Regions from separate parts of the Mus musculus genome. Here all the other regions are linked to region 2. Evidence: chromatin loops called from intact Hi-C (ENCODE). Cell type or tissue: heart. All regions are shown on one strand.

What was found. A loop is a pair of places that touch in the nucleus more often than their neighbours do. Peaks named below come from ENCODE experiments on the same cell type or tissue, not always from the same donor. Only the 100,000 strongest peaks of a DNase experiment are listed, where the experiment ranks them.
Region 1: a loop joins it to region 2, with 6 times the contacts of the local background. A loop is called at or near these places in 23 of 42 quality-filtered maps.
Region 3: it touches region 2 in a loop (5-fold over the local background); 24 of 42 quality-filtered maps call a loop at or near these places.
Region 4: it touches region 2 in a loop (8-fold over the local background); 23 of 42 quality-filtered maps call a loop at or near these places.
Region 5: it touches region 2 in a loop (2.5-fold over the local background); 10 of 42 quality-filtered maps call a loop at or near these places.
Region 6: a loop joins it to region 2, with 6 times the contacts of the local background. A loop is called at or near these places in 24 of 42 quality-filtered maps.
Region 7: a loop joins it to region 2, with 2.1 times the contacts of the local background. A loop is called at or near these places in 10 of 42 quality-filtered maps.

What each region holds. Positions count from the first base shown.
Region 1 is chr10:67,857,011-67,861,010 of GRCm38, forward strand. No RefSeq gene overlaps it. Among named protein-coding and RNA genes, the nearest start is that of Zfp365, 54 kb to the right of the region's middle. In heart, a CTCF peak has its summit at 2,079 (motif pointing left); no DNase peak of the experiment used is centred here.
Region 2 is chr10:68,146,210-68,150,209 of GRCm38, forward strand. The region is part of intron 4 of Arid5b (AT rich interactive domain 5B (MRF1-like)); the gene reads right to left. Among named protein-coding and RNA genes, the nearest start is that of Gm51770, 2.9 kb to the right of the region's middle. In heart, no CTCF peak of the experiment used is centred here; DNase peaks (open chromatin) are centred at 852 and 1,672; H3K27ac peaks cover 721 bases.
Region 3 is chr10:67,999,949-68,003,948 of GRCm38, forward strand. Rtkn2 (rhotekin 2) reads left to right here. Exons shown (of 12, transcript NM_001359319.1): 4 at 1,976-2,029; 5 at 3,256-3,373. Among named protein-coding and RNA genes, the nearest start is that of Rtkn2, 22 kb to the left of the region's middle. In heart, a CTCF peak has its summit at 1,739 (motif pointing left); no DNase peak of the experiment used is centred here.
Region 4 is chr10:67,870,093-67,874,092 of GRCm38, forward strand. No RefSeq gene overlaps it. Among named protein-coding and RNA genes, the nearest start is that of Zfp365, 41 kb to the right of the region's middle. In heart, a CTCF peak has its summit at 1,905 (motif pointing right); no DNase peak of the experiment used is centred here.
Region 5 is chr10:68,041,248-68,045,247 of GRCm38, forward strand. It overlaps Rtkn2 (rhotekin 2), which reads left to right. Exons shown (of 12, transcript NM_001359319.1): 12 at 132-2,617. The coding sequence ends at 670. Among named protein-coding and RNA genes, the nearest start is that of Rtkn2, 64 kb to the left of the region's middle. In heart, a CTCF peak has its summit at 2,387 (motif pointing right); no DNase peak of the experiment used is centred here.
Region 6 is chr10:67,994,861-67,998,860 of GRCm38, forward strand. Rtkn2 (rhotekin 2) reads left to right here. Exons shown (of 12, transcript NM_001359319.1): 3 at 2,705-2,763. Among named protein-coding and RNA genes, the nearest start is that of Rtkn2, 17 kb to the left of the region's middle. In heart, CTCF peaks have their summits at 1,548 (motif pointing left), 3,439 (motif pointing right) and 3,641; a DNase peak (open chromatin) is centred at 3,511; H3K4me3 peaks cover 465 bases; H3K27ac peaks cover 547 bases.
Region 7 is chr10:68,059,135-68,063,134 of GRCm38, forward strand. No RefSeq gene overlaps it. Among named protein-coding and RNA genes, the nearest start is that of Rtkn2, 82 kb to the left of the region's middle. In heart, no CTCF peak of the experiment used is centred here; a DNase peak (open chromatin) is centred at 1,987.

The DNA of each region.
Region 1 (4,000 bases), 290 kb before region 2:
TTTATTTTGGCGCATAGTTCCAAGATGTAGTTCATCCGGATGGAAAAGGTATGTGGCAGAAGCCGGAGGCATCCACAGTCATAAGGAAGAGAGTGATGAATGCTGGCTTTCTCCTTTGTATGTAATCCAGGACGCAGACCTATGGAATGATGCCACCCACGGTGGGCGGATCCTTCCACCCCAGTTAACCTGATATAGAAAATCCCTCACAGATGTGTCTAAGGTTTTGTCTGCCAGGTGCTTCGAGATGTCATCCCATTGACAATAGAGATTAGCTATCCCAGGTGTCAAGGAGATGGAGGAATTCTCTCTGGGGCAGAGCTTTGAGCCGGTGTGCACAAGTTGTGAGGGGTATGACGTGTTGGGTGCCGAGGGAGCAACTGGCTTGCTTGTTGGGAAAACAGAGATAAGTCTGATTTGCTGTGTTTGCTATGATGAGGTCAGACTATTCAATGGTGTTGTGCAAATTCTTGAGCTTCTTGCAGCCAAACAGATCACTTCCTAGGTATAGCATGCTGGTAAGATGTTCGTCCAACTCTAGTTACTGTAGCCAGCGTTTTCCTCCTTCCTACACAGAGAATCCATCTGTGTCCCAGTACAGAGTCAGTCTGCCTTTGCCACAGAGGGTCGGACACAGCCTAGCTGATCTCTGCAAAAAAGGCGAGCACATTTCTTCATGGAATTGGGGCTGCTGCCAGTATGAGACGACTCAGCCTTGCCTTTGTGTCAAAGGAGCCAGGTTCCTGCCAAGAAGAGACTCTGGGAGCAATCTGTGCCCAGAGAAGACAAGGGACATGCAAGTGTAGAAAGCCAGCTAAATCTTTATTAACTTGTAAAACAATCCATGATGCCAAGGTCTTGGGAAGGGGCATACACAGAGAGCATCAGAGAAAAGTAGCCAGAGATACTCCAAGGGTTGGAACCCGAACTGATTTGCCTTTGTGTCTAAGTACCCAAACCTTTTAGGATAAACATTAGTCTTGGTTTCTGTTTAGTTACTTGATACCAGTCAGTTTTTAAAAGGTTTGTCTTCTTTATTATCCAAGAAAATATTTTCCCTACTTAAGATTATTTTTTCTTTTTATTAAAGTGAAACAGCTTGTTTCCTCAAAGAAATGTGTTTGCGTAAAAAGGCATGATGTCAGAGACTGAATCACGGATATTATTTTCCACCTAACATATATGAAATGTAGGCTTTGCAAGGTACAAGGCAGAAGTTCAGAAGTATATAGAACTGTGGATTCCTGGGCACTTGAAAAGGTTCAGACTCATCGTCTTGGAGCAGGGACTGGGAACCTGGTTTTAGCAGAGGTCTTATCCTTGTGCAAGCTTCAGTCCACGCTTAGAATCCCTAGTATCCATGAGTAAAGCAACGTTTCTATCCCAAGGGATCCACAATTCTCTGCATCCTAACTGTGGAGAAGCTGGGTGTACTTCCCGACTTCCGACTTCCGACTTCCTGCTTCCTGCTTCCTGCTTCCTCTCTCCTCCCTCGTATTTATGAGTCGTGTATACAGTCTGTGCGAGACGCTTAACTGACAGGTAGACACACGAAAAGGAAGATGTCTGCCCTCTGAGAACATGTCCGTGGAGATCATCACCATCACTGAAGGTAGCTGAAGGTCACCTCTGGTGGATGTGCATTCTGTGCGACGGAGCCAGGTCTCTTCAGGTCCCCATCTGGATTCCACTGTCCTCTAGATCAGTCAATGAGTTTAGTTACAAGAATTCCTTTTGGTGGGGGACACAAAAGGGAGACAGAGACAGAGAGACAGAGAGCACTTTTCTAACAACACAGGACAGAGTTCTGAAGGGTCAAAATTCAAAATGAGACACCGTTTTCGATCCACTGTAATATCTATATTGAGTTGGATAAAACATACTCAGGTTTCAGGACAGTAGATGAACTTATCAATGGCAAAAATAATAAAAGCATTAAGTAAATGGCATGAGCTGTAAGAAGCGGGAACATGGCTGTTCAAGCTCATTCAAAGTGCATCAATGGAAGTAGCCAGGAGAGATGAAATTGCTTGAGCCGATTCATTGTCGGCCCACGCCCTCTAGTGGTGAAAAGGAGACTTACCACGGCTCTGCATTGAGGGCATTTCCAAAGTAAGCAAAGTCAAGTGCTATATAAGCTTTCTATGGCTCCTAATCCCACAAGCTGTGCACAGAACACGCTGCTACATGTACATACTAACAAACACACATGATGAATGCTAGCCTACAAATACCCACAAATGCACACGTCGTAATCTAACCACATACTAACATCGAACAAGCCCATACTAACACATACACATGAACACACATAGGAACATACTAACAAGAAGGAACACACATACTAAAATTCAAAGAACACACCCATACTAACACATGCTAACATACAACACCTGTTCACACACTAACATACACACAAATACACTCATTAATTAAAAACATGCTAATATACATAATAACACTAACATGCCCACACATATAACACTAACATGCATACTAATCACTTATTAATACATATGCATATTAACATGCACAACACACCCATACATGCACAGACACACAGTAGCACAAAGGCAAAAATATACTAACAGACACAATAACAAATACTTGGATACCAATATACTACTGTGTACTAACCACACACCAAGAAACATACATACTAGTACACACATACACTAACATATATGCTAACATATGTACCATACTAACACCAATCTACACCAATCCATACATCAAACATAAATACATGCATATTAGCACATATACATTGGCACATAAGTATGCAAATTTAGAAGAAAATGATTTACGAGTTATCCTTGGGTAATATGGCAACCTGTTAACTTTCTATAATATACAGTTAGAGCAAAATAACTCCCTCTTGATATGTGTCTGTCACCACAACTGTTCCCAGAATCCTTTACTTAAAAGCAAAAGGAAGGTGGGGTGGCACATATCTTCAACCTCAGCACTCAGGAGGAAGAGGCAGGTGGATCTCTGTGAGTTTGAAGCCAGCCTGGTCTACAGATCGAGTCTAGGACAGCCAGGGCTACATAAAGAACTCTGCCCCATACTTGAAAAGCCAAAACCCCAAACCCACCCCGCCCCCAAAAGGAAGAAGGTAGCATGGGTCTCCTTTAGAAGAACCAAATTTTCTGTTTACATTTTCACATTTACTTTATGCCAGGAAGAGGATTTACAGAGGGCAAGAAAAGCAGGGTGTCGTAGCTCAACTCTTTAAGATAAAGTCAACAAGCTGCTTCCTAAAGCAATTGAGCTTGGTGCCTTATGCTTTGAGGCTGAGGCAGGGGGATAGATAGAACTTTGAGGCCAGTGTGGGCCATGTAAGTGAGTCCCAGTTCAGCTTAGAGTACAGTGTGAGACCCTGTCTCCAAACAATTAAAGAAAGAAAGAAATGTAGGGGCAGGGGATGGGGCTTGTGGAGGAGAGTGTCCACCTGGCATGGGCTTTATCCTCAGCACCTCCTAATATTTGGTACAGAGGTGCACATCTGCAGTCCCAGCACTTGACAGGGAGCAGCAAAAGGGCAGGATCTGTGCTCATACACACAGCTGCACAGGCCCACTCAAGGGCAGCCTCAATTACATAGTAAACCCAGGGCCTCGGCTAGGCGAAACATTGTCTCTAATAAATAGATTAAACAAATGTATTTTAAAGTAGTTATATTCAGCGGAACTGCTCTTCATAATTTATCAGTTGTAAAATGACCTCAGCCATATTTCCTTATCTCTATCTATCTTGCTCCACCCCCAAACCCGATGTATACTCAAGTTTTCCCCTATGGGTACAGATTGTAGAAAGATGTAAATAGGAACAACTTTTGACATCACCGAGAGCAGAGATGGTGTTTTCTCACCTGTGCAGGTACCTGCAGCATTCGGCTCTCCTGCTCTGAGAGCTAACAGCAATGGAGCAATGGAGCAATGGAGTAAGAGGCTTCCAGGAAGAGGTTTCCCTGTGTGCCGGACCCCTTTGCAATGCC
Region 2 (4,000 bases):
AATAAATATAATAAAAGACCGTCGGACATTGTTCTGATAGTGGCTATCTAAAACCAGGTCGGCCTAGTATCTCGCCCTTCTACGTAACCAATCACAGGGTCTGAAATGAGAGTCCATTCCCTCTGACTCCTCAGCTTTGGTTTCTCTGACAGTGGCCGCGCAGAACTGTAGCTAGCAACGAATCAAAAGCTACGCCCCTCCTGGACTGAACTGCTTCCTTTTATTTTAAAATGACCCTAACACACGAGAGCGGTAGTGGTGGCTACGGAAATAAATCCAGGTTAGGCAGCGAGAGGAGCCTCTAAAACACCTAAGGCTTTATGCTGAGGGATGAGCAAGATCACAGTAGGATCAACACAACACAAGATGGATATTTTACTGCAGGATACTTAGAAGGTGATCATTTTAAATGACATGTTTGTGATGGATTCAGCCTGCAGTGAAACACCCTGACTATGTGCCCCTGGGATATTGGTGATAGCCATAGAGGTTTTTGTCTTTCTCCCAAGCTCTTTTATAGCACATGGTATACATATTTTGGCCTCCAACCTTATAAACTCATGTCCAACTGCCAGTAGACAGTTATCTAACACATGGGGTCACCACAAAAAAGACTCCTTATTTGGGTAAAAGTCCTTGTCTGCCCCGGTATCTCTGTATTTCCTCTCAGAAGAAATTTATTTGGATTATTTACTGTTCAGGATACCCAGAGGCTTCAAGTGTGGCGATTGAAAGGCCAAGAAATAAAATCCTTAGCAAGTTAAAACACATAGCTTGTTATTAGAACCATTTCTGGCTTTGTTAGAAAACTCTCTATTGCCCTCTTGTGGTATATCAGGGTGATGCGCAGGGATGACCACAAAAACCTCAGGAACTAACAAGAAAGTTTACTCAAATACAGGTAAGGCACTGATCTCTGAGGGAGAGACACAAGTGTGAACCACAACGTTAGGCTGTTTTTATATGTACCATAATTTACATTTAGTAGGCCTCCTTCACGATGTCAGGTGCTGTGAGGTCAGGCTGGTGGGGCCTTTATATGGAAGTTTAGAACAATGTATTTCAGGAACATAACGGAGTCACTGTATCTATGGCCATAGCTGTTATAATTTGTAGTCAATTGAGTTTAACGAATTTTATAACTGTTAAAAAAATCATGCCCACATTTTAAAAGTTCCTTCATAACCAAAAATAGGCTGATACTCCAACTGGTTTGGAATTACAGGAACCGAGGAAAGATGTCTTGAATAACTCCCTAATATGGAAGAAAAACCACTAAATACAAAAAGGGCCAGTTCATTTGTTTCTAACAATAGGCAGTATAGAGAAAGTTGGAATTTATAAGACCAAGGAAAGGAATAGGCTGCATCATTCCATGTTTAACAGTAATAATAATAATAATAATAATAATGATGATTTCTAAAATCTAGCTTCCAAATTCAATAATCAATTATGCAATTTGGTGTTTAATTTGGTTTTAAAATTGTATTTCCAATCTCTGCTTTGTGATTTTGGATAATTTCTTGCTGTATGGGCCTGTCCCCCCCCCCCCCCCAAAGCAAACAAACTTGGAATTAAAACAAACCCTGAGCGGCTAAAAGAGCTGAGGGATCCAAAACTGCAGAGCCCGGGACACAAAAGAGCAAGGCCTCTGTCCTCCGATTTCCAGCCAAAGCACCAAGCACCGGCCCTCCAAGTCTTTTTAAATAGAGCTGCTTCCCCGCCCAGCATGAACCCAAATGTTCTGTAATTCTAAGATGGTTTTAGGAACAGATTTATCTTGACTTGGCCTCAACTCCAGTTTTTGTAGCAACAGTTGTTTGGTTTTCGTCTTTGAATTGACAAAGTCCTTAAAGTAACTCTACTATAAAATTAAACAGCTGTGCCTTCTTTAGCCAAACATGACTGCTGTCTTATTTCTGTGTGTGCTGTGGTACGAGCTGAACATGCTCTTTCTTCTGTGTCCTCTCACTAAAAAGAAAATTCCAAAAGGAATTCTCTAGTGAGCCTTGCTTCTCTTTTAAAGATAATAATAATAACAATAACAGCAATAATAGTAATAAATAGAGGGGTGGTATTTGCTGGCCTCTGATGCGCATCTATTTGTGAGCACAGGCGTTTACACACAGGGCTCTTGCTCAAAGGGCTTTTGTTTAATTCCTATTATGATAGGAAATATGACACGCTGCCCCCCAGTAGAATAACAAGCTTGTGTGGCAGAAAGACAGACATGACTGCTGCTCTTGCAGATGGGAAGAGTGAACAGCTTTAAATGGTGGCAGGGAAAGCAAAGAAACGTTCACAGAGGCCACGATTAAATTTAGAATTTGACTCCTGGCCCAGGTCTTGAACCAGAACCATGTGAAGGCTCTCATTCTTTGGGATCAACAGAAGGAACAATTTGAAAACATTCTTTTGGCATTCTTAAGCATTGCTTTGGGCTCAGGGAAGTGAGGGTAGGGGCGGGGCCTGGACACAATACAAAGCTTCTAGGTGCCACACCTTGCCACATAGCTCCAGGTATAGACAACTAGATCTAGGCTGCCTGTGTTCTAGGAGCTCACAGAGGCTAGAGTTAATTGAGAACTGACACTTGGCACGGGGGCTCGAACCAGAACCACGGGAGAGCTGTCATTCTTTGGGACCAATAGAACAATTTGTTCTAGGTTTGAGGGTTCTTGTAAACCTTGCTCTAAAATGCAGAGAGAGACCTGGTAAGACATGAAGTATGGGGAGCCACGCTTGACAGACCAACTGGTAACAGAAGACCATGGTGAGGAGCTAGAATATTGATAGCTCTGTGACTGCTGAGTTCTTCTGGGTAATTTACAGAGCACCTCCATTCCACAGCTTCAAGAGCCGGGGAGATCGTTCAGGTTGTAAGGGGTTTGCCATATAAGCACAGAGGCCTGAGTTTAGATCTCTGGAAATCAGTCAAAAAGTAGGGTGTAGTCGTTGTAGACCTGACCCACCCTGCAATCCTTCGGTCACTTCTCCAGATGTGTGGGGGTGCCTTTGTCCACAGACACTCTCTCGGGTTTCTTGTACCCATCACGTATTGTCTGTCTCAGCAGACTCTTAAAGAGATGGTAGGTGCTTGATGTACGGTGATAGAACTCGCAGAACTCTGTATTGAGTTTTGAAACCAGTGCCTGTCACTTAATATGAGATTTAGTAAATTCTTTACTATTTTTGTGTGCATATGTGTGTGTGTGTGTGTGTGTGTATGTTGTGGGTTCAAGTTCCACCTTGTGTCGGGACTCGAATCCACAAATGTGTGTGTTTATGTGTGTGAGTGTGTATATGTGTGTGTGTGTGTGTGTGCCCTCATAGGCCAGAAGGTGCCATTGGGATCCTTTGGAGTTGGTTGTTAGCCAGTAATGGGTGCTGGGAACTGAACTCAGGTCCTCTGCAAGAGCAGAAAGGACCTTTAAACCACACAATCATCTTTCCATTCCCTCAGCATAGAGCGAGGCTTTGTTAAACTGCATAGATTGCTGGCTCCGCTGGGGCAAACATATACCTCTAGAGAGGGAAGGGTGGCTGGTCTACCCCTTATCTTTGTGCCTACAGCATTTTCCCTCAATCAAGATCACCATTAATTAGGGGAAGTGGGAGTAGCATCTACATAGATACCTATTGGTCTAGCGAGCCTGAAGCCCAAGAAAAGCCAGAACACCAAAGGAAAGCAAAATGTTTTCATAGGGGAGATGTTATACCAGGAGGGCTTTTAAAGACCTCCATCCCTACAAAACTGCATTAAAAAAAAAATCTTGCGGATGCTAATCTGGGCCCATTGATAACATAGAAATGAAATTGAATTTCCAATAAAGATTTTGAAAACAGCGATCAATAAAATAGGAGACTAATCTGCAGTTAAAAGTTCCCAGTAATGGGGATAGTCTAGAGATTTCCTAAATAATGCTTTTATCTTGATTGCAAAATAATCCCCTGTCACAAAAAAAAAAAAAAAAAAAAAAAAAAAAACAAGGCGAATCAA
Region 3 (4,000 bases), 150 kb before region 2:
TGTCTTAGTTTGCCATAAAATGCCAGCAGAGACATTAAAAAAAAAAAAAAAGACAAAGGTGGACCACTGTAAGCTGAAACCCAGCTGATCATCTGCCAGAATGTAGAAGGTATTTCTGTCATTCGATGTTGGATCCTTTGCTGTCTGAAGACTGCACAGCCAACAGGGACACAGATGAGAAAGATCCCCTTACATGGAGTCGAGGCGAGGTATGGGGAAGAGCAGGATGGAACCCAAGCTGTGGGGAGGCCTGGGTCAGTGTCCTCCCATGAGCGCGTGAACAGTTAGAGCTTCGCCACCACAGCCAGGACAGCTGCGAGTGAGACGCACTGGCCACTGTGGAATGAAAGGAGCTAGGAGGCGGCCACTGTGGTCCAGCAAGAAGTGAGTTTGGACAGGCCATTAGCCGGGTTATAATTCAAACACAATGAAGACATCCGTATTAAAGTCACGGGTAAAATACCGGGGTCTTATTATGGTCAACATAAGTTAGGACTGGTTTGGAATTGTAGCTAACATAATGGCTGGAAAACAAAGCTATTGAAAAAATGGAACAGGCAGATTGGATACTTTGGAGGCTAACGAATGGCAGATGGAGATGACCTCAGGGGAGGGACTGAGACGCTGGAATTAAAGCATTCAATAGATCCCGACCGGATTTAGGAGAAATAAATAAAAGGCGGTAGTTTTTCTTCAAACCAGCAATGACTTGCTAGGGATGACAGTGGAAAAAGTGTCACTTACAGTAAAGCAGCAGCCCCCCCCCCCAAGCATTAAATATATAAGAAATAACCTTAATTAAAATACACGAGCAGGAGCAGGAGGCGAAGCTCCGTGGGAGGGTTCTTCCCAGCCCCTGGGCCTGACTTCTAGCCCTCAAACAAACAGAAAGCCAGGGTGAGAGCAAATGGTAAGGGTAAATCTGTAATGTGAAGATGAAATATTAAAAAGTTATTAGTTCCCTGGGCCAGTGAGGGCGCTCAACAGATAAAGGTGCTTGCTACCAACCCTCATGACCTCAGTCCTCCTGAGGCCCATGACTTCCACAAGTCGCCTCTGATCTCTGCACACAGGGAGACACAAAGTCTCTCTCTCTCTCTCTCTCTCTCTCTCTCTCTCTCTCTCTCTCTCTCTCTCTCTCTCTCTCTTCACATATGTGTGTGTGTGAGTATATATGTATGTGTGTGTGTGTGTGTGTGTATATATATATATATATATATATATATATATATATATATAATAAAACACATTCCTAAGTTGTTTTGCATAGTAAAACATTTGAGAGGGAATTTTGACCAAAATTAAAAACATTCTTAAAAAGAACCAGTGACAGTCACATGCCTCCAAAAGACAACAACCCAGCGCAGCAGGCGTCAGAAGGTGTCAGTTGATAACTGATTCAGTTCCACACATGAAGTGTTTGGCCCAGGAACAAGCATGGATGGCCTCAGAAGGGCACAGCCAATAAGGAAGTCAGCGTGACATATACGTAAAGCTAAGATAATATTTAGAAGAATGTATTCTCACTTCAGATACTTGCAAATTTCACACATATTTAATAACTTCTAACACACACACACCGCCAGAGCTGGAGAGATGGCTCAGTGGCTGAGAGTGTGTACCAATTTCCACAGGACCTGAGTTGGGTTCCCAGCATCTACATATGGCTCGGAACGACCTATATCACAGAGCCATTGGATACAGCGCCCTCTTCTGGCCTTCATGGGCATCGGTCCTGCAAGTGGTGCAGAGACATGCATGCAGGAGAAACACCCATCTGCATAAAAATAAATATTTTTAAAAATCATCTCTAAACAATAATTAGGAAATTGCTGTGTATATTTCTTTTTGTTTTTGGTGGGCCCAGTCTGTCATGGAGCTCAGAGGTTCACATCGTGGGTGAAACAAAAATTATCAAAATAATTGTTTCTTTTTCTTTTCTTTCTTTCTTTTTTTTTTTTTGCCTTCTTTATAGATATCCGAATACCATTAATGTGGAAAGACTCCGATCACTTCAGTAATAAAGAATGTACGTATAGCTTTAATTTGTATTTGGAAATGTTTCCTCGAGTGCTTAGGACACGCATTTGTGATTTCTGAGGTCAGAACTCTTTGGTTCGGAGACACATTGGTGCCATTTGGCTATAAGCATCCTGTCAGCAAACTGTCGATTTCTGACTTGGGGGACCGCACATCAGTTCCCTGATTCAGACTAAGATATGCATACCAATGAAGGGGAGTCATCAGCGATGGGAACTTGTGTGGGGGCTCAGAGTGGAGAGATGGGTAGAAAGGTAGAGCCCCCACACCCCAAAGAGGCATGGGGTGAGTCAGTAGACGTGAAATTTCTTTTTTTCTCTTATTATGTATGACTCAGGAGGTCTGAGCTTTGCTTTGCTAGATCGTTTAAGAGGGTGTAATGAAAGATTTTTAGATTGCTGTGATTTTCTCCTCCTCCCCCTCCCCCTCCTTCTCTGTTTCATTGGCTACACACAGTCTTCACAAGTCCATGTATCTCTTGGATCACGGACATTAACCTCAAATGTGCCCTAGCTGTTCAAGGCAGAGCCGGGTGACCCAGCAGCCCCTTCATTTGCCTTGTTTACCTTGATGGCTTTGTCCATATTCCAAAAGCCAAATGGTATCGGGCATAATTAGTTTTACATGAAGAATTTAAATCAGGTTAGTGTTTGTTTTTCAATTAAGACGTATAATTCACTTCACCAAGGAATGCTTGTGGGATTTGAGTCAATCTTCGAGATTACTGCAGAGAATAAACTTTCCTAAAGAGCTGCGTTTTCTCAGTAATGAGGATTTAGCCCTTTAATCACCTGGCATTTTTAAGAACGTCACCAGATTGGAGGGTCTAGCTGCTGTTGTTTGTATCCATGCCTGCCATTTGGGCGTTGGGGTTTTCACATCCTTTTTTTCCCTTACTTATTGTTTGGTGGCTGTTGATACACCTTACAAGTCATCTTTTCTTGGACATCAAAACTTGGACATCAAATGGAGTCATTTATATGTGTGGCGCTAAATTGACCGAGAGGCATAAAGTTTGCTAAGTGATCAGATTTGGCTGCAGGGATCTCTTTGGGACACCGCCGAGGGGCCCCGTGTTTATTTTCTGATGTTCCTTGGTTTGAGGTTGGGCTTGAGTGGGGTGAGGGAGTGAGTGACCTCCGAGTGTCTCACTCACACAGGTATGATTGTCCTGCTTGTGACGGCTCCTGCCGCTGTCTGCTGTCTCTCCTCTAGGCACACAGCGCTTCGCCATCTTTTGCTTATTCAGGATGGGAGCTCAGGTGTTTGACACGGACATGGTGATTGTGGACCAGACAGTCACAGATATATGTTTCGAAAATGTCACCATCTTGTAAGTAGCCTTAATCCTCAGAGGGTGAAATCTGAACTTCTGCCTCTTTTTTTTTTTTTCTTATCAGTGAAGAAAGCCTAATTACTGTCTTTTAAATTCTGATGGCCTACATCCTGGTGGGCCTTGGCTTCTTTTCAAAGCACCGGCAGCTTTAAAATGTTTAAAAGTTACCCCCTTTTTTGGATCCAGAATAAAATAGAAATCTTATAATTAATACTTAGCAAGCAGACAGTTGACTCAATGGCTCTGCTAAACTTCTTATAAATATTTATATTTCTGTCCCTACCCAAACTCTGAGTATGATAGAATTTCATTTGATGCTTGATGTAATACAGCAAATTTGGGCATAAAGCTGATTTTCTTTTCCTTCACAGGAAATTCAGTACAAAAACTAATGAGGTGGTAAAGCTTTCTTATGAACCGTTCTCTTAAGTGCTTCTGACGGTGGATTTTGGGGTGCTCTTTCTCTTATAGCGGGCTTCTCTCATGTACTCAAACAGTGTAGAACAGCTTGACCATCTTAAGGGCTCTTTTATGGGCAGGCTCATTTTATTATGGCCCATCCTACAGAGAGACAAAAACAGCTTCCTTGGGTAGCCATGGACATCATTTTTAACGAACATGAGG
Region 4 (4,000 bases), 280 kb before region 2:
GTTGAGTTTCTCTCCAGTTCTAGCCGCGACTCCTCACAGTCAACAGAACGTCTGCTTCTGCCCCTTCATTTCCGAAGACAGAGGTGGGAACGGGAGAAAAATTCATCCTCATTTCTCCCTTTGACGCAGCTAATGGCTGAAATTTCCTAAGAAGTCGGGAGGACAGCACATCGGCTGGCACTGTGCCACTAGTATTGAGAGTTCCTGAGGAAGAGGCACTATGTTAATTATTTTTACTTCCCTGTGATGTCTCTGGCAAAAGAAAAAAAAACTCTTTAAAAAAAAGATAATTTTCTTTGGTTTTGGTTTGCAGAAAATTCTAGCATGATGGGAAGGCATGGTGGAGCCTCTCATATTCTCACTAGACAGGAAGCAGAGTTGAGGGTGTTTGTGTGTGTGTGTGTGTGTGTGTGTGTGTGTGTGTGTGTGTGTAGTCATGTCTGTGTATATGTATGTATATGTACCCATGTTTATATCTGTGTGTGTGCATGTGTATGTATGTATGTGTAGCCGTGTCTGTGTGTGTGCACGTGTGTGCATGTATGTGTGTGTGCATGTGTGTAGTCCTGTCTGTGTGTATGTGTGTGTATCCATGTCTGTGTATAAGTGTGTGCATGTGTATGTAATGCATGTGTGTAGCCGCATCTGTGTGTATGTGTCTATGTGTGTATGTGTGTGTGCATGCATGTGTGCACATGTGTGTAGCCATGTCTGTGCGTATGTGTACCCATGTTTGTGTGTGTGTTAGTGGTGGGATTTAAACAATCCCCAAATCCCAAGAACCTCTCCCTAGTAGGCCACTTTTTCCAGCTGGGCTCCACCTCCACCTAAAGGTTCTAGAACCTTCTAAGATATTACCATCCATGGAAAGACTAAGTGCTGGTAGCATGTATCTGTGGGGCACATTTCATATTCAAGTGAAAGCACACTATCGGCTTTTACCATAATGCAAACTTTGCGTGTGTATTTAGCCACACAATAACCTCGGAGAATTTAGGAATAATTGCCAGGAATTATTGTTAATTACCTGATTAACAACAGCTAAATAAATGTGATTTTTTTCTTTCTTTTTTTGGCTTCTTTTCTTCCTTCCTTCCTTCCTTTCTTCTTTCCTCCCTCCCTCCCTCCCCCCACCCTCCCTCTCTCTCTCCCCTTTCTGTCTCTCTCTCTCTTTCTCTCTTTTTTCTTTTTCGAGACAAATTCTTACTCTGCAGCTTTGAGTGAGCTGGAACTCACTATTTAGATCAGGTTGTCCTTGAACTCGGATCTACCTGCCTCCCCCATCACTGAGATTAAAGTTGTGTGCCACCATGCCTGGCTTTTGTTTATTTTCTAATTGATTCAAAGGTTTAAAAATGTCCTCCAAAGACCTTTTCTTTATTATAATTGTTGTTCTTGCTGTTGTGTATGCATGCATGATACATGTGCAGTGCCCAGGTACCAAGGCAAAACTGTGGATACCAGAGGACAGTTTATGGGAATCCATTCTTTCTTTCCATCGTGTGGGTCCCAGAATCTAATTCAGGTCTTCAAGCTTTGTGGCAAGCATCTTTGGGATATCTCATTGGCATCGATAGTTCAGTTTTTAGCACATCAAAATCACCTTTCGGACCTTCAAGTGGAAATGCTAGGCTGTAGTCTGTAGCATTTTGGGAAAAGGCTGTCCCTGCAGTGAGCCAAGATTGAGATTCAGATCTTTACTGTCAGACAAGCACATGAGGCAGCAGTGGCCAGCGTCCCCACTTATTACACTTATTGCTCTCAGGTCCACTTACAAGACTGGGAAGCTTCCTGCAAAAACCCAAAGACATCCCTACCTAAGAAGGGTTGACACCCAGAGAGAGGCATTTGCAATTAGAGACAGTAGTCATTTAGGACCAGAGCAGTTCCTAACAGTAGAGGGCAGCACCGTGCATCTGTGGTTCCACTCAGCCACTGCTCTGCCACTGTTCACTGGTGGCTTCACCTGCAGTTGTGGACATTGACACTAGGGTAAACAGAAATGCTATCAATTAGGGCTTTTCCCAGCACACCCCCAAGCCTACTGTTAAAAATGTAGCAAGTAGTTAGGAGAATCCCATAAAGGACACTTGTAGGAGAGATGGCCTGTGTGGGGAGACACTTGTAGGAGAGATGGCCTGTGTGGGGGGCATTGCTTGAGAGACTTTCTTAACATCAACCTGGTACTGAGCTCCTATCTGGGCATAAGTTGGGCTGGAATGGGAGACATATTTCTTTGAGCACCTATCTATGTCCGGAATACCTTTAAAGGGCTCAAATTCCACTCTCTATAATACCAGTATTGAGAGGCCGTAGCCAAAGCCACATGAAACAAACATTAGCCTTCATGTCTTAACATATTTCTTCCTTTATCTATCCTAAAAAATTCCAAGCAAGTTAGTAGTTGCATATGATTCACATATACTGAAGACAAGGTAAAATACGGGACAGAAACACATTCTCTGAGCTCCTTCTTGCAATAGAAGATGAGTAATGCAGACTCCAAACTGCTCATTGTGGAGAGAATAGGAGACTATCAGGAGTGCGCAGCCCTAAGTGCAATTGATCAGTGTCACATCTCTCCCCACACCTCAGGGATCAACTCTGAGGAGAAGGTGGAGCCAGAGGTATCGTAGCTGGATACAAAGAAACAATGTTTTCCTGGGCATGAAAGGGCAATCACACATATAAACTCACTGTGGTTGGGACAGCAAGCTCAAGGCAGACAAAAATTTCAGGATAGAGGTCAAAGATAAGCATGAAATTCCCTAGCCAAGAACCTATTGGTAATTTGATGGCTTCTGCGAGAGGGAAGTCAGGGTTTCCTTAGGGGTGTTGCCCCCTGGTAGATGGATCACAATGGGGGGGGGTAATATATACACGCCCAAGCATGTTTTGGCAGTATAAATTGGATTCCATGGGTTTACTACTATTATTTTTGTAGGGACATAATTTAGGTAGCTATAGAGACAGGGCTAGATCTGAGAGTAGATCAGAAAGGAAGTGAATACGATCCTATCAGGTTGTATGAAATTCTCCAAGATTTAATGAAAATACTTTTAAAAGAGAAGAAAAATAAGTTTCTCTGAATAGGCCTGTGATTCAGCTCCAATGTCTCCACATTCCTTCATTTCCATTATTTGGGAATATTGTCTTTCATATTTAGATAAAACGAAAGATGGAAATATATTCATTTCCTCTCTCATTTCTGTGACCAAATACCTGACAAGAAGTAATTTAAGGAACTTATTTCCTCTCACAATTTCACAGTGAGGAAGGTGGGGCAGCCGGGACTCAATGGCAGAGGGTAGCAGCGCATCTTGTTCTATCTTGGCAGGTCCAGTGGCAGAGACCGGAGTAGTACTGGGCTATTTCTTCAATTGCACTCTTCAGAGACCCGCTTTCTTCCGTCTGTTTCCCTTTCCTAACTATTCCACAACCTCCTCCTCACCGTGCACCTCCAGCTTTGAAGCCTCTGTTATGGTTTAAATGGGAAGTATCCCCACATTCAGCCACGAATGAGGGGGGGGGAGCAAGGAGGAGGAAAAGGAAAAGGAAGGAGAAGAAGGAAAGGAGGAGGAGGGGAGGAGGAAGAGGAGGAGGAAGAGGAAGAGGGAGGGAGGGAGGGAGGGTCCAGAGACAGCTGAAGAATTTGGTTATGGAGTTACAAGAATAAAAAGTCAAATATAGGTTTTAATGTATGGAGAGGGAGCTATCCATATTGATTGATTGTGGACAAGTTATTGTAACATCAGAATGGAAAGCTATCATAACACGATGAGAAGTGTGTGCATAGATGTATGGAGGTATGTGTATAGAGGTCAGAGGGCAAAGGTGAGTGCCATTTCTCAGACACTGCCCATCCTTGGATTGGAGGCAAGTTCCCACAATAGCTGGGAATTCACAGTGTAGGCTAAGCTGGGTCACAGAGCCCCATTGTCTGCCTGTCTCTATCCACCCAGCCCTGGGATCACAAGTGCATGCTACCACACCTGGACTC
Region 5 (4,000 bases), 100 kb before region 2:
CATCCTGTTCCCAGGTTTTTAATGGTCATTATAGGTAGAATATTGATTAGGAAAAATAAGAGCTTATTTGGATAAAGTACATATGACCGTTTGATTTTTTTCCATAAAGTTTCTTCTTATAATTACTACAGGCATCGATTCACCCGTGAAACTGGAAAGTGTAACAGACATAATACAAAAGAAAATCGGAGAGACCAACCGACAGTTCCTCATTGGTCGGGATGACCAATCCGCAGCACCCCCGTGGGCCGCTGTCTTTGATGGCAATCACGAAATGGTCATAGAGAAGAAAGTGTTGTCCCCAATAGGCGAACCGGCTCCGGATGGAAAAAGAAAAAAGAGGCGAGCCCCACTCCCTCCTACCGATCAGCCGCCCTTCTGCATAAAAACCCAGGGTAGAGCGAATCAGTCCAAGGACAGCGCAACCCAGGCTGGGGTCTCTGGAGCCTCATCTTCGCCTTCGGATCCCAGACTGTCGCCGCCTACGCATCATCTCCAGAAACCTGTGGCAGCCCCTCGCAAACTTCTCCCTGCCAGGAAGAACAGTTCAGCGGACATTGGGCACACGGACACTAAAACCAGCCTTGATGCGAAGCCAGTGCCAGTTCCAAGGCAGAAATCCATCAGAGACATTCTGGACCCACGATCTTGGCTCCAAGCACAAGTATAGGAAGCCGGGACTATGTAAATCCAGCTGTAAGGCTCTGGTCAGAGGCATTCTATGGGTAATGTTATGTAATTGTATAGGTAAAGGCCAGAGCAGTTTCCAGAAGCCATTAATAAGCTGTTAGGTACAGAAAAGCACCTTTAAGTAGAGAATTAGATTTCTCCTTTCCAGAATAGAAATGATCCTCCCCTCCCCGGAGCAAAAGAGGCAGTTTCTAGACAGTAGCCTACTTTTTGGAAGGGTTAATTTACTCCTAATTTAGTAGCAGGCAGTGAACAGACAGAAGGCAGAGGAAAGCATTGTTTTTTTGTTTTTTGTTTTTTTTTTTTGAGAGTGAGTTTAGTAATGTAGAATGTGTTCAATACAAGCCGTATTCTCATTGTGAGAATTGTAATACTTAATAGAATATTTCAGAGTTTTTGTTTAAACCACAAATTACAGAATCCACCCAAGAAAATGTTTCCCCTCCGCTTCCTGGAATTGGCATCTAAGGGTCCTCTGGCTTCTCCTCTGTTGTTTAACTCAATGGTCTCTAGGGTTGATCTTTTCAATTCCTGGTATAAAGTCTTCGAATATTAAAAACTCTTTGTCTTTAAAGGGAATTTGTAATCTGCTATTCAAATTCATTTCCTTGATGAGCCCTGAAATCCTGTGGACTTGGCTGCTCATCAGCAAGGAGCATGCTTCTTGGTGAGTGAAGTGGCAATGAGATGTCCCCCCATTGCTGGGCTTCCTGTATGATGTTAATCTCCATCATGGCCTCTGGAGTTCAGGGAGACAAGTAGCCAATTAATGCCTTTAAATTTTTACTTAATACTTATTTTAAAAGCAGATGGCAGATTCAAAATTTATCAGGAAGGTTTGACCGCAGTAATTTTCAGAATTAATCCTTTTTCAATTTTTTAATTAGATTTTCTTTTTTTTGAGTGAGGGCTGATGTCGGTTATTGATATTGCCCGTTAAAAGTCATATTCATTCAGTAATCACATTGGCGTCATTTCCATAGAAGGTAATTTCCATGGCAACTAATCACAGTGACCCAAACAGGATTATAAATTGAATAGGGGGGATAACTAGCAAGAGAATGAATATCTTAAGTGGACAAAAAGAAAAACCCACTTTTTATAATAACCCCTTTTGTAAACAAGAACAGCGGAACGGTTTTAAAATGTCATCATAATTTCCAAGCAAAACTTCCCAGAGGGTATTAAAACAGTCCTGAACAGACCAGGACCTCCCAAGCCCTAACGGGCACCACAAACCATCACACTGAAGGAAGGAGGCTCCAGGCTGCTGAGCTCTGTCCATCTGGATGGGAACTACATCTGTGTAAAGTGGCCAACAAAGGTATTGATCGGACCAACCCATTCATCGCTTTTAGGGGATAGTTTGTCTGTTTTGTCTTGTTTTTGTTTCTCATTTCTGCACAGTGCTCCTCTAACTAACAGGTAATATGTACACTATTGCTTGCCCAGGACCCCCAGTAAAAAAGGGGAACCCGAGAGCAGCGACAAAGGGCCCTCTGTGAAGGCAGAAGGCAGAAGCTGTGTGGAGACTCCTACAGCCATGGAAACTTGAAGAATAGGTGGCCGTGGTTTTGTTTTTGTTTTAATCTAACAGGGTCTCAAAAGTTTTGGTGGTAATTGCCATTTCTTTCTTTTTAATACTTACTTTATGTATTTAAGTACACCATAGCTGTCTTCAGACACACCAGAAGAGGGCATCAGATCCCATTACAGATGGTCATGAGCCACCATGTGGTTGTTGGGAACTGAACTCAGCACCTCTGGAAGAGCAAGTCCTGAGCCATCTCTCCAGCCCCAGTAAAGTTGTATTTTTTGCTTGAAAATGCCTCTGTTAGCCCTCACCGATATCTTCAACAATGCCCATGAACTTTTGATGCAACCTCTTTTTTTTTTTTTTTTTTTTTAATTAAAAGATGCTGCTGGCAAAATTGCTTCTGATTCCTGGCACCCAAGTGCCCCCGTCCCTCCCCGCTGTGCCCCTCACTTACTGTGTTCCTCTATTGCAGGCCGGGATTTAAATTCACCAGCCACTTCTGATTTCGTGTGCAAGTTGCCGCTGGAAGAATTTAGGGTGTGTGTGTGTGTGTGTGTGTGTGTGTGTGTGTGTGTGTGTATGTATGTATGTGTTCCTGGAGACACTCTGGAGGAGTTGTGTTCTCAGAGGGCAGCTTTGCACCAGGTCTGAAACCAGCCTCCTTCCCAGAGCCTCATGGTGAGTGAAGCTCTGCCCAACCCCCACCAGTTCCTGGAGGTTCCTCTCTGTATCACTCTGCTCATCAAATGCTAGGTCACGCCCACCCCGCACAACAAAAGAAGTTAGGACAGGCTTGTCCTTCTCTCTCTTACTCCCCTCCTTCTAACCCTTTCCACCTTCCTTCCCTCTTGTCTCACGTTCCTTCACAACTTAAAAATATCCGGAGATACTGACTTAAAAGCTTCCAAGGAATTTTTAAGAAGTTTTCCCTCATTTGCTGAACTAGAACGCAGAGCGGAGGGATGCGTGATAGGAAAGGTGAGGCAGCTTTGTGTGAGCAGGTCGTCCTCCAGTGTCCTTCCGAATCATTTCTTCGCTAACAGATCTTGATAACATTTAAAATTGGAGAAACTTAATAGAAAAAAATCCCAGATATTTCATATTAAGGTGCTTTCCATGACGGAGAGATAACGTCTCTGGCAGTTGCACTTACACCTCTAGGTCTGTGCTATAAATTACAAACAGCAATTTCCTTATTTTGACATCTTTCGAAGAGAAAGAACACCCTTTTAAACGTAAATACACACTTCTCAAGCTAAAATCCATCCGAAACACCAAGCACGGCCCGCGCTTGCTGATTTCACAGGTTTTTAACTGTCTGCACTGTTCCACACACAACTTTCAAGCAGATATGGCTGTGTGTAGAAAACCACACATTCCTTATCAATATTTGTCTCTGCCTTTTAGGAGAAAATCTCCCTCACTTAGCACTGTTCATTAAAAATCAATAGGAACGGTCTCTTAGAGACCACCGGTGCAAGGTAGGTAGGCAATGCTGGCAAGTCTTCCCTTTAGATACCTCGGCCACCTACTGTGAAGTTAATTAATTCAGTCCAAATTGAAATTATAGGGGCATTTGGAGTAGTTTGTGTTCAATGCCATTTAAATGCAATCGCCTGTGCAACTCAGCAGGGGCAGCCATGTTAGAGATGCTGCAGATGCCTGGAGCAAGGGGGGAAGAAAGAGGCTTCTTGCAGTGAATTGTATCTCCGAGCCAGAACTTTCCGGAACTCATTGGTTCGTTCAAGAGTGCGTTGGTGGGTAGCAGTTAAG
Region 6 (4,000 bases), 150 kb before region 2:
TCCTCTACAGCATTAACAATTATTGAACCTAAGTGGTCTTCAACTCCCCCCTCCCCCCACCCCGATCTAGTGCTATGGTCTTCCCCAAGCTTTGGGCACACTGTCTTCTCTCCCAGGCTAGCGTAACATTAGCTAATGGTCGCCCCACTCTATGGGGTGAGGTCTCCAGGAGCTGGCTTCCCCATCTTCCAAAGATTAGTGGCACTTTGGGCGGCCTCTCTGTTTTCTGGCTGTGGTGCTGGAGCAGGCTACAGGAGGCCTTGCTTTTCTTGTTGATATGAATGAAGGCTTTGGTGGGATGTGTAGAGAAAGTCTTAGATGAGGTATCACGGGAACCGGGAGTTAGACCCTGATCACATTAGCAAGTGTAATTTCTATCTAAACCTACGCTCATCCCTAGAGCCAAAACATCAATGCTCACAACATGGTGCCTGTGTTCGACATGTTAAAGAAGTCCACAGGCGCGTTAGAATTGTTACTTTATTCGGCAGCTGCGTGAGCTAACGAGATATGCCCCTTCTCCTAGGGTGGATGCAGTCGGAAGGACAGCAACTCACTAATAAGGGAAGTTGTAATTGATGAAAGAAGCCCAAAGCTTGAGTCTAGGTGTGCTACTTGCTCCATTCCACGCATGCGTGCTTCCCGCCCTCTCAGACGCAGTCCCAGAAGCCCGGTGGCCGTGGCCAGGAGGCGAGGTAGTGGGTGGGGCGCTCCCTCACGCATAGCATCCTCCTCCACACTCAGGAACTTGCATATCAGCACTGCCCTCTGTCAGCCCCCCATCCCCCACCCCAGCTGGCCCATCTCTTCTCCGCTCTTAGGTCTGAAATATTTTATTTGGCTTTGTAATAATAATAATAATAATAATAATAATAATAATAATAATAATAGTTAGAGTCACTTATAGGATTTAATTATGTGTGTCATTCAACATAATTGTGAGTTTTTAACAGAGCCGAGATAACATTGTAAGTTGGATGTGACTGCAGTCTTCACACTCCAGCCTGCTACTTTATCGCTTTATCGCTTACGGACTCTCAGTTAAAATAAGAAAGAGCCTAGCAGGGAAGTAAAAATCCTGTACTTGTAGTAGTTCTATAACGAAACGTGTATTTAAAGCCGTTGCTGAATTTATTTCCTAAATTGTAGATGGTTTGGTGTCTGTGAGGGGGGCTGACTATATCACATGTGGGATGTAATCTAGGATATCATGAAGCTATTACTACCATAGTTTTAGGGTGATTTTAAATTCTGCACTATGGATTTTTTGAGATTTAGTTTTCACCTATTTGCATAAAAGGTGGAGGGGTTTATAATCTGCCTTCAAATTACAGAATACCATTCAGAATCCTCTTGCTGTTTCATTAAGAGCAAAGTAAAATATTGTTGCCATTATGCTATTTATTGTTACAGTGCACTAATTTTGGCACAGAAATGGCTGTTTAAAAATCCCCATATGGAACAATATAAAACAGGCCAATCTGTGTTTACTCAGAACATTTTCATACAGACCTTCCAGTAAGAGAGTGGCAGGCTGGCGCCCTCTGTTGATCATTTTGTGTACCTACAGGTAATTTCCTTAATTTTGTTATGTTTGTCTTTTAGGGGTTGGTTAGAGAGTTTACTCAGTTACAGTAGAATAACAGGCCCTGGATTCAGTCCTCAGCTCTGGAAAAAAAAAAAGTCTAGCATCTATGAGTCTTACACAGTACCATAAACTGGGCTGGTTTGCATAAGATACACTGTTTCATAGCTTTGCTCTATCCTCAGGTTACAAGCAAGAATATCTCTAACTTAATAAGATGACTGTACTCAGCAGTTTTTGCACCCAAAATAATATATTTTTAAAGTATTGGGATTGAAAATAACTAAAGTTCCAGAAATTCGAGGTTTGATTTTTTTTCCCATTTTTTTAAAAAGCAGACTTACTTCTTCAAATTTTATGATCAATTAGGTTTCGATTATAGTTTGAGAATATTTTTACTTAATACCTTTGCAGGAATCTGTTCTTCCTTTGTATTATGTGGGCCCTAGAGATCAAACACAGGTCCCCAGGTTAGACCACAAGTACCCACTGACCCATCTTGCCTTCCCTGGCTGTGTTTGTGAGATAGGATCTCCCTAGGTAGCATAGGCTAGCCTTGTGTGATCTTCTGGCATAAATGGTATCTCACTTTGTTTTATGCAGTGTGAATTCCCAATTGGAGGGTTGGTGTTGGCTTCCATCTTAGAATTTTCTTGAAAATGTTTTTCTGTCCCCCCTCCCCACATTCTATTCCCTCATCTTAATGTATTGTATGTTCATTCTTTGGAGCTTACAAGAAATGAGATGCCATGCCCACCTGCACATAGGAACAAAGCATAAGGTGCTTTTGAGGGTGGGTATCTTTCAGCCATAGGAAGAGCAGCCCACAGGTTGGCTGGGTAACACCAGACTCGAAAAGCCAGCGTTGCTAATGAGCCCGAAGTACAAGTTTTGTGATAAGTTGGGCATCAGAATGTAACCAGAACACGTTATTAGGAAGTGTACTAGTTTATGTACACTCAAAAGAGGGTGTCTCTGTATCTCCCTGAAAGCTAGCTAGCTGCCGACTGAACATCCTTGGAGACAAATCCTTCACATTGGTCGTTAGTATTCATAGCTACCTCTTTATTTTAAAGCTCAGCTGTTTTCGAAAGACATGATGTGTTTTTCTCTCGGCAGGGATTCGAGTTCTGAAAATAAAGAAGGAGAATCCTGCAGAGGAAAGATCGCCCTGTCAGGTATGCTGCAGTGTGTCACTGCGGGTCCCTGAATATGTTTATAGACTGACTATTATTGCAGGCCTTGTGCATTCTGTATTTCCAGCAATCCAATGTTTAGTCTAACTATTTAATCATTATGGTCTACAATTGCATGGAACTTCATGGATTGGGGAAACTCTGTCACATGCTACACACATTGTGTGGGTTTGTCTTCTCTTCAGGCACTCGAGTGAGTGGAAGGTGTGTTCAAGTCACTTGCTTGCTGTTGAGCGTTGGAGAGCTGGGCTGCAAACCCACAAGGGTTCTCTCTCTGTCATTTCCGTTTGGAAAGGCGGTTCAAGCTGCATGTTCCATGGTGGTTTGGCCCATGTTTGGCCACTGTCACTGGGCTGGGCTCCTCATGGTTGCTCAGTGAATATCAGGTAGATGACTGGCCACTTGCAGCCGGTAAAATGCAAACTGCCCCAGCCCCACCAAGTTTTCCATTCTGCCCAATTCTTTTCCTGGCTCTGTCTTCCATTACACAAGCCACGTGATTTAGGCAGATTTTTCCCCCACTTTCTCTTGTCAACAGAGGCCTTGATTGAGACACCTGATTGGGTTGTGCAATTGTTTCATTTCCTCCATTCCCTCCCATCTTTGCCTCTGCTGGAGTGGCATTTCCTGTCAGCAGAGCGAGCAGGCACCTTGCCACTAGATGGCGCTTAGGTTGTCGGTCTCAGTTTCTCCAAAATGGTAGCCCCCCACCCCTTCCGTACCAACCCCCTGCCACTAGATGGCGCTTAGGCTGTCTCATTTCTCTAAAACGGCAGCCCCCCACCCCATCCACATCCCCGGAAGAAGTGGCATGGAGATGCCACACGATTAGCATGGCTGGCTTGCAGATATCTCATCGCGACACCCTGCAAACAGCCTTGTGGCCTGAGCTGAACCCCCAGTAATAGCTGGTGTATCCCACTGGCCAGAGCAAGGTAGAGCGCCTGCTATTGTGTCCCCTGGCCTGCTGAGGGACTATTCTCTCTCTCCATCGCTCACAGCCATGGTACTGAGTTTTATTTGACCTCACTGGCAAAATTGGAGAAATTGCCCTCAGTGTGTGTGTGTGTGTGTGTGTGTGTGTGTGTGTGTGTGTCGGGGGGGGGGGCAGGGGGAGCACCTCAGAAAATTATATGAACTTCATAAAATCCTTTTGCCTGTTTTGTGGTTATTTGCGTTCACGATCAGCCTTCCACTTGTGGCTGACGTGCCCTCAGCG
Region 7 (4,000 bases), 87 kb before region 2:
TATCGCCCCATGTGTGTCAGACAGGGCCCAGCATCCCACTTACCAGAAAGAGCAAGGAGTACATGCTGGTTTTCAGATGAGAAGAGAAGAAAGCAGATATGCTAAGGGAGAGCCCCAAGGGGCAGAGAGAAAACACACACCTCGAACATCCCAGAGATCTTACATCCTTGACTCGAATAGGTGCCCAGCTCAAATGTGAGTTCTAAGAGACGGCCTGGTACTATGGGCTAGGGTGAGTTTCCATCGGAATCCTCTACAGCAACCATTCGGAGTCATCAGTTGCCACTGAAGTGGGGTCCATACAGCCCATTATCAAACGCAGTAAGTAAGGTTTATTCTGTGCTCTACACTTTAGGGTTGTATTAAACTAGAAATATAAAACCCATGTTTCCGGAAAATGCAAGATGCTGTATCTACATTGAGGCTGAACAAGAAGAATCACCATGGGCTACACACAGATTAATTACTATCTTCAAAGAATTACAATACTATCAAACATTCCTACCACAAAATTATGCTGAACAAAATTTAATCTTTCTGTGACTGTTCAAAAGAATTTAGGATCTTGTAATCCTCCAGGGACATTACCATTTTATAAATCGCACCAAAAAAAAAAAAATTTCTCATTATTTCTGCTCCCTGGTAGTTTGGATTCAGGAGAAATGGGAATTTACTGTAATACTTTGAGTTATTGAGTTCTGGAAGCTCACAGCACTTCAAATATACATGCATTATATCACTTATCTTGCTCATGAAATTTACAAATGGAAACAGTTAGTAATGGGTGGATTTTTAGATACAAAGTCTGTTCCTTGAAGTTCTAATGAATAATTCTTCCATTTGGCATTTCTAAACCGACACTGGCTTGCTTTTCTATTGCAGCACATAATATAATATACACATCAGCTGAAGATCAAATAGGCCTAAGGCTAGCAGCAAAGAAATTTGAACTATAATTTTATTGTATTTTAAAGTATATAGTAATCTGATTCCACATTTCAGCTCATAAATGTTCTGATGAACCTGGATGGTACAATTTCTTTTCATATCAACGAAAAACTCCAGTCTGACACCATAAAAGCCAATACATTTGCATGTACTCATGGTTTTTTATCAAACTAAAAATATTCAAACTGTACGTGGAAAAAAGACTGTTTTAATTTAAAAGATGTTTTGTTCTTGTCTTCATCCTCAAACTCAGTGTAATTGTGCTTTCTATTTATGGATTAACTGTGGCCAAATATAATATATTTAATATATAAATGACTCTTGTCACGCTTGCAAATATCTCTCTCCCTTAAAATGTAATTAGTTTCTCTCTGCTGCTAAAAAATTTAATGCACTCAAAAGCCAGGGCTTATTTCTGCATCTCCTGCTGTTTGGGGAGTATCTGTCCTCCCACTACCAAGCACAGATAATCAAACGTGAGCCTAGAGAAAAAAAAAATCCTCCATTTAGGCAACATGAATCTGTACTAAATCTGATGTAACAGATTAATACAGAGCACGAGGTACATTCAATAGGAAAATGGCATTTAAATATTAATACTAGATAAATACACTCTTGCTTCTGTCCTTGATAATTTATAAGTCATATGCTTCTAGACAGAAATAAATCATTCTTCGTTTATATCGTTGCTGGGAAACAAGCAGAAACACGGAAAGCAAGGCCCAGCTTTCCTCCTTAGTCCTGACAGGGTCCAGTTTCTACCTCATTCTCTTGCCGCCTTCATCTGTGTCCCAACTGGTGTCCGATCCTAGTCTGGTTTCTCGTATTAAATGTATATTTCTCCAACCAATATCTGAAGTGGTAATGTTCCAACAGTCCAAATGTCGATTATGAAAACAAACATTTGCTTCTCGAGCAAATGTTTTCACACAAAGGCATTTGATTCCCCGTACTGGAGCAAACAAACATTTGTTCTAGGCGCTTAAAGCAGCCAAAAGTTCCTGCTGAAACATTCTGCAGGCTGGCTGGCTTGACTCCCTGGAGCAGGACTTGGTGATGTCCGAGGGTGCCTGAGAGGCCAGTTGCCGGCCTTCGCCGCTCTTCCCAGTACACGGAGCCCACTAAGAAGCTGAAACATTTTTAAAGCACAGTTTGGAAGATAATGTGTGTTTAGTCGTGATGTCTCCATTAGAATATGTCTTAAGAATACTTCATTTGTTAGAACAAATTCAGCCTTGCACCTCGTAATCCTAGGACTGAGTTCTTTGGAAAATTCACAAAGCCATTTCACACATAAAACCACTCAGGCAATTTGGTGGTCATTATTTATGCAGCGGCCTGCAAGCACTCCCCCTACGTGACTAGTTCTGTCACTTCATTAATGTTTATGTTCTCTCTAGAGCGAGGTCGGGATTATCCTTGTGAATATATTTTATTTAAGTGTACATCCGCTTCAATGTGGAGATTTAGCTTTCACAGAAAAAAAATCCTCTTGTTTCCGTATTATTTAATGCTTTTTTGAAATGAATCAATATTTCTAGGGAAGTAATTTACTTAAATACATGTTCTTTAAGGCGCAGGGAAATTGATTCTTTACTTCTGCTCCAAAGACGTAGTATCCTAGCAACTGAGTCAAGATTGATTCTCTGGCTAGTTTTTCTAAACTGAAAATAGTTCCTAGCTCATTTAAAAACAAACCACAAAATTGTCTTAAGAGGAATGAATAAATGAATGAATGAATGAATGAATGAATGAATGCAGAAAGGGAACAGGGAGCATGCAGACCCAAGACGTCATTTCAGGAGTATTTAGAAGAACATGGGACATTTTGGGGTCTTCAGAGGAAGTTGCTGAATCTGGGGCCAGCCTGGGCTACACTGTGAGTTTTTAGGTCACTCTGGGTGAAAGGGTGAGACCCTGCCTCACAACACAAACAACCAAGGATGCTGAACTATGCTGGTTAGGTGTTTGTTTGCTTGCTTGCTTTTTGTCAACTTGACACAAGCTAGAGTCATCTGAGAAGAGAGAACTCAGCTCAGAAAATGTCTCTGTCCCCATCAGATTGCATGTAGACAAGCCTTTGGGTACCTTTTTTGGTTGATGTTTGACGAGAATGGGCTCAGCCCACTTCTCCTGGGATGTATAAGAAAGCAAAGTGAGCAAGCCATGAGGAACAAGCTTTGGTCATGGTGTTTAGCAAAAAGGTAGGAGCCCTGAAAAGGACGGACCCCTGTATTGGTTCCTTGGCTTAGGCACTGTTGAGTTGGGTCAAATACGTTAAGTGAGGAGGTAGGTGGCAGCGGCCATTTTTGTGATGGTGGACTTGACCTATATTGTGGCCAATGGCTTCCAGCAAAATAACTTCAAACAGAAGTGGGACACTGAGGGCCAGGCAGGAACCCTGCGATGCTGAGCCCCCAGCTTACCTTTAGACTGAGTCCAAGGCATGCTTTGTCCCCCACCCCCACCCCCACCATAAACGCCCAATCAGCAAAGAAGCTGAACCCAGTGGAAGGAGGGAGCCACTGGGGAGAGTGGGCCCAAGTGTCCGTGCTAGAATTGTTCAAGGGCCAAAGCTTTCAGTGATATGGAGAAGGCAGAGTTTGGTCAGTGCTGTGAGCAGGTGGGGGAGGAGCAATCAAGAAGCTATTAAAACCTCTGGAGACATTTGAATCAGTCTCTCTCACCCCACTATCCATGCTCTTAATGGTCTTAATCTTGAAGGAACTGCAGAAGGGATCCCATCTTTCTCTATTTGGGCCTGTGGTTAGAGATCTAGGGAAGCCAAGAGTTCTTTTTTTTCCCCCTTTAAAGAAATATATATATATATATATATATACACATACATACATATACATATATTATATATATATGAGTACACTGTCACTGTCTTCAGACACACCAGAAGAGGGCATCAGATTACATTACAGATGATTGTGAGCCACCACTTGGATGCTGGGAACTGAACTCAGCACCTAGAAGAGCAGTCAGTGATCCTAACCACTGAGCCATCTCTCTAGACCAAAGCCAAGAGGCCTAAGACCTCATTTGT